Linked DNA regions of Homo sapiens: region 1 is linked to region 2. Evidence: chromatin loops called from intact Hi-C (ENCODE). Cell type or tissue: HCT116. All regions are shown on one strand. Links, peaks and the distances in the headings refer to the core of each region. The heading gives the core; the rest is flanking DNA.

Region 1 (2,906 bases), core at 310-2,809, 150 kb after region 2:
ATAGCCTATTTAATAGTAGGTCTTATTTTTCTTTCCCCTCTTCTTACCTGTCTTCTCCTACCTCTCATGTAATGAAGTTAACATGGGTCTAGGGTCCTACAGCCTCTTAGGAAGCCGGCCTCTGGAGGGAAAGAGATGACTCCAGTGGCCCTGGCCAAGTAATCATTTGATGCTGTAGCAAATTAGCACCTCTGGTTTTAATGGTATCCTGTGTGCCATGCCACCTTGCCTCATCAGTTGTTCCTGCCCCAGCCTGCCTCTCTGTAGAGGTGTTTGTCCAGATGGGCGAGCCTTCTCACTGGCCAGCCTTTCCCTGGACTTTGTGTAGTACCACAGAGGATGCCTGACCTCTCAGAGCGTCCCACCATGTGGCCCTCACTACCTTTTAAGTCATCAGCAGCCTTCCTGCTTTGTGCCTCTGGCAGGCCAAGACCCAGCAGCAGCCCTTGCTGTGCAGCTGCAGAAGGGAGTGTCTCTGCTAGCTGCCCAGAGATCACAGCCACCTGTGATCCAGCAACCAGAGGGTGGGGAAGAGGAAAGGAGACGTGTTCCTCAGGGGCAAGACATTAGTCTCATCTTGTCACTGCCCACCTCTAAAGAGGGAGCTTTAAACAAGCACAATTTATTCACAAGCCTGATGGTGTAGGCAGAAATTTGAGGGAGGTGATGGATCAGCATGGCCCCGAGTCCTGGGTCACTGACTCTTAGTAGCATCTGAAGGAGACAGGTGTGCAAGAAGCCCACCCCTGAACTGTCAGAGCCTCAATAGTGACAGGGCTGCGGGGCCTCCAAGCTCATCCTTCCAGGGTCTGCACTTCCTATGGTGTCTGTTTTCACAATCTGGATGCCACCTTCACCTTATTCTGTCCACACTCTCTTAGCTGACTGGAATTGTTCACAGCTCCTGACCCTATCTAAGCCCACAGGGATGGGGCAGGAGAGCGTGGTACTCCTGGGAGGGTCATAGAGTAGCCTGCTTTCTGAAGACGGGAGTCAGGGTTTCTCCAGGGGAGTTAGTGGGTGGGGACAGTTGCAGGCTTCTCCCCTGATCCTGCTGTCTGAAGATAGAGGCTTTCCCAGCAGTCACTTCTCCAGCAGGCTCCAGGCAGGCACAGATGTGAAGTCGCATGGGAAATCTCTATTCTGGAGCCAGCTTTCTTTCCACGGAAGCTTGTCTCACAGTGGAAGTTAGGAAAAGAGGAAGGCGTAGACTGATACCCAGTTTGCTGGAAGCCGGGAATTCCTGTCTGCATTTGTCTTGACTTGGCGCCATCTAGAGGTGCGTGAAATCCTGCCACCCGGCAGAACCCCATTGTTTCTGCGGGAACTGCTGACACAGCACCTTTTTGTGTAGGGTTGTGGGGCCGGCAGGAACGGGAGGTGCTATTGATAGGGAATCAGCCACCCTTCCCACAGCAGCTCTCACCCAGCTTCCACTGCTCAGGAGGTGGCTTCTGGCCGCTGCTACTGCAGCAGCCTGGGAAAGGGTGGAGGTTTCCCACTTCCTCTTCCCATTGTGTGTTTCCTGTCCCCGACGGTACTCAGCGGGGGCTCCGTTGTCTTGAACCTGACCGAAGCGGGTGGGAGAGGAGAAGATCTTGCTGACATGGCACCTCTCCCGGCCATAGCAGTTGACTGAAAAGCTGGGCTGTGGATGTTGCAGGGCCAGGTTCAACTGAGCCGCAGATACCAGGCAGTGCAAAAGTTAGTAGTGTTAAGGGATATTATGGAAAAAAGATGATTGTGCCCCAAAGTAGCTCTTCCCAGACTGGCTGGGGTTTCCATGGCTACATCAACTTGACCAGTTCTTTCTACTTAATCCCTGAGAGCAATTGTGTCTCTATATGTTCAGGCCTTGGAACCAGTTTCAAATCCCATCACAACAAATATCAAGGTCACTAGCAAATGGTTTTGTTAGCTCCAGAATTTCACAATATTGAACACTGCTGAAAATGTACTCGCAAAATAGAGACGTTTGTGATTATTTGCCAGTTATTTTCCTCCCACACTCAAGGTGACACGTGGGAGATTCAGAAATGAACAGCAGCAGCAACCGCACCGCCCATGGCCTGTGTGCCTGCCTAGGCTGGGCCCGGCTCTCCACGAGGCACTTGATTCCCACCACTGATCTTCCTTTGAGGAAGATGGTATTATAATACATCTCCATTTTACAGAGAAGGAAACAGCTTCTCAGAGGTGATACAGCCTGCCCAGGGTCACACCGCTAGGGAGTGGCAAGCCGGGGCTTGAGTCCCTGCGTACGTGGGTGCAAATGAAGTTCTCTGAAGACAGAGCAAAGCTGAGCTTGAAGTGCACAAACCCCAGCAAGGAAGGCGCGAGGAAGAGGGCTTCACAGGGGAGATGGGCCAGGGTTTCAGGAGGCAGAAGAAAAGGCTTGCGCTGCCTGTTCTGTCTCCTACCTGTAGCCCACCCCCACCTTCAAGAGTCGCTCTTGCCTGGTTTCTCCCCGTCTCTGTGACTCCCTCCTCCCTGCCTATCTGGAGTCGACCCCGTCCAGCTGGTGTCCACAGGCCCTGTCCTATGGCTTTTGTGCTGGAAGGGGTGCTAGAGCTGGCTCCGTCTCAAGCCAGAGGGTCAGGACCAAAGGACCTGTGGCTCCAGGGTCCGCATTAACTCCCTGTAATAGCTCACAAAATTCAGTCTTTTTAATTTAAGGAGAGACCAGTCATTTTCATCACATTGTTGAAGGGGATGTGTGACCCGAACATGGTTCAGGATGCCAGCTCATTGTCTCGGCCTTTCCATTTGACAGATGAGACTGTTGGGGCTAGAGATAACAGTGCAGCCTAGGTTACCAGGGGACGGCCCTGCTGCTCTCTGGGCTCTTGTTCACCAGCTGCCTTGGGACGTTACTGGTTCTGGGATCCTGCCTTCCTTTGATCTGT
Region 2 (2,872 bases), core at 1-2,500:
AGCATAGCGGCGGTAAATGATCTTAAAGTTCCGGAACTGCAGAACAGAGAGGCTGTCAGCAACGGAGATTGCCAGGACCTAACGTGCCAGACAGAGTGGGGCCAAAACATTCACTCCTTCACTCCATACGTGGTCCCGAGGCCCAGCTCTGTGCCTGGCCCTGTGCTGGGGTCACAGCAGTGACCGAGACAGCCCTAACCCTGCTCACAGTGCAGCGGGGGCAGGCATCCCCAGAATGGACAGGATGGGCTGTGAGAGCCCAAAGAGGGTGCCTAACCCCCTCTGATCCTGGAGAGTCAGGAGGGCTTCCTGGAGGAGGGGGTATCGGAGCTGAGAGCTGGAGGATAGGCAGGAATGTTCTAAGCAGATAGCAAAAGCCCGGGGCTGGGCGGGAGCCTGACGTGTTCAATAGTGTCCATGCAACCTTGCCACTCCCTTCTGTGACTTCCTGCTACCTCTGGAGACAGTCACATCCCTTAGCCTGGAATTAATTAACTCAATTATTTAACAAATACTTCCTGAGCAGCTACTCTATGCCAGGCCTGTGATAGGCAGTGTGGGGAGGAGGGTTACCACTGCCACCAAGACGATCCTGGGTCCTTGTCCTGCCCTCACTGAAATGCGATATACACAGTTAGCAATAGTAACACAGACACACACCGTGAACAAACATGCCAGGATCAGGGACATGGATTCTCATTTTATGCGCGTGTTAAGTAGACAAAGACAGATATATATGCATACTGGGTTGCAAAGTACAATGTCTTTGGCCAAAACCTGAAAATCCAGTTCAGTTCTATATGTTCTCAATGTCAGGTTCATTACAAAAAAAAAAAAAAAAAAAATCCCAGCACTCCAGGAGGCCGGGCGAGAGGATCACTTGAGCCCAGGAGTTTCAGGCCAGCTTGGGCAACATGGTGAAACCCCATCTATACAAAAGTACAAAACTTAGCTGGGTATGGTGGCGTGTACCTGTGGTCCCAGCTACTCGGGAGGCTGAGGTGGGGAGATGACCTGAGCCTGGGAGGTCAAAGCTGCTGTGAGCCACGTTCCCATCACTGCACTCCAGCCCGGGAGACCCTGTCTCAAAAAACACAAAAAAACAGCAGCTCTAGGTCTGGGGTGTGCCTGTGTCGCCACCTGCTGACAGCTATGAGTGCCAGCATCAGTCTTCGGCATTTTTTTTTTTTTTTTTTTTTGAGTCTGGCTCTGACGCCCAGGCTGGAGAGCAGTGGCTCGATCTCGGCTCACTGCAATCTCTGCCTCTTGGGTTCAAGCGATTCTCCTGCCTCAGTCTCCCGAGTAGCTGGGATTACAGGCGCGCCACCACACCCAGCTAATAGCTTTTTACTCATTTTTTCAGCTCAATCTCTTGTTCATTGCTATACTCCAAGCATGTTTTCAGGGTTTTTTTTGTTTTTTGGTTTTTTTGAGACAGTCTCACTCTGTCGCCCAGGCCAGAGTGCAGCGGCGCAATCTTGGCTCACTGCAACCTCTGCCTCCCAGGTTCAAGCAATTCTCCTGCCTCAGCCTCCTGAGTAGCTAGGAATACAGGTGTGCACCACCACGCCTGGCTAATTTTTGTATTTTTAGTAGAGATGAGGTTTTACCATGTTGGCCAGGCTGGTCTCCAACTCCTGACCTCAGATGATCCACCTGCCTCTGCCTCCCAAAGTGCTGGGATTACAGGCGTGAGCCCAGCCTGAGTATGTTTTCTGGTGTGATTACAGTAAGGCCTACATGTAATCCACGGGTAAATGAGCTGACACTGATCATCAGTGCTCCTCTCTTCTTGCAATCCAGCTTTTCTGGCTCTCACCCTCCTCCGCCTCCAGCTACTGCTCCATCTTTCCAGCCTCCCTTCCTGTTTTAAATTTCGAGGCTTCTCAGGGATCTGCTGCAGACCCCCATCTCTCCTCCAGCTACATTCTCTCAGAGAAGCACATTCTCTCATCCTGCAGGCTGGGGCAGGTGTCCCCTCTGAACATCCCACGCCACTGCCCCACCCCTGCCCTGCCCCAGCCTGACCACTGCTGGTCGCCACTGTCTGGGGATGGGTCTGTCTCCCCATTGGACTGAGCCTGTGGGGGAAGCTGGAGCTGTCACACTGTGTCCTCCATGTTGCCCTGCAAAGGGCTGGCACAGGTAATGGCCCCCAAAGACATCCACATCCTAATCCCACACCCTGTGAATATGGGACCTTATATGGCAAAAAGGGACTCTGCAGTCTCAACTTGTGACGAAGTTAAGAAGCATGAGATGGGGCGATAATCCTGGATGGTTCAGGCGGGACCAATGTCCTCACTGGGCTGCTAATAAAGGAAAGCGGGAGGCGGGACAGTGCGAGTCAGACAGAGATTGGACGACGGCCAGGTGCCGGGCCTCATGCCTATCATCCCAGCACTTTGGGAGGCCAAGGCTTGATCTCAGGAGTTCAAGAGCAGTTTAGGCAACATATCAAGACCCATCTCTATAAAACATACAAAAAATTAGTTGGGCGTGGTGGCAGGTCCCTGTAGTCCCAGCTACTCAGGAGTCTGAGGTGGGAGGATCCCTTGAGCCTGGGAGGCGGAGGCTGCAGTGAGCTATGATTGCACCACTGCACTCCGGCCTGGGGCACAGAGTGAGACCCTGTCTCAAATAATAATAATAATAACAAGAGGGATAGCCCGCATCTTCCAGTTGCCTACTCCTCCCTTTGATCTTCACTCACAAGTCCCCTCCAGGAAGCCCTCCAGACCCCCAGGCTGGGTCAGGTGCCCTCCCCCAGCCAGGCTCCTCGATCCCAGCCCTGCCTACTGTGGTTGTCACTGTCTAGGACAGGCTTGTGTTCCTTCCTGGGCTATGAGTCCCAAAGCAGCACAAGGCTGTC

What was found. A loop is a pair of places that touch in the nucleus more often than their neighbours do. Peaks named below come from ENCODE experiments on the same cell type or tissue, not always from the same donor. Only the 100,000 strongest peaks of a DNase experiment are listed, where the experiment ranks them.
Region 1: a loop joins it to region 2, with 6 times the contacts of the local background. A loop is called at or near these places in 84 of 110 quality-filtered maps.

What each region holds. Positions count from the first base shown.
Region 1 is chr19:46,990,063-46,992,968 of GRCh38, forward strand. The region is part of intron 5 of ARHGAP35 (Rho GTPase activating protein 35); the gene reads left to right. Among named protein-coding and RNA genes, the nearest start is that of NPAS1, 28 kb to the right of the region's middle. In HCT116, for the core only: a CTCF peak has its summit at 1,283 (motif pointing left); a DNase peak (open chromatin) is centred at 1,279.
Region 2 is chr19:46,839,543-46,842,414 of GRCh38, forward strand. It overlaps AP2S1 (adaptor related protein complex 2 subunit sigma 1), which reads right to left. Exons shown (of 5, transcript NM_004069.6): 3 at 1-36. Among named protein-coding and RNA genes, the nearest start is that of AP2S1, 9.9 kb to the right of the region's middle. In HCT116, for the core only: a CTCF peak has its summit at 1,133 (motif pointing left); a DNase peak (open chromatin) is centred at 1,129; H3K27ac peaks cover 1,056 bases.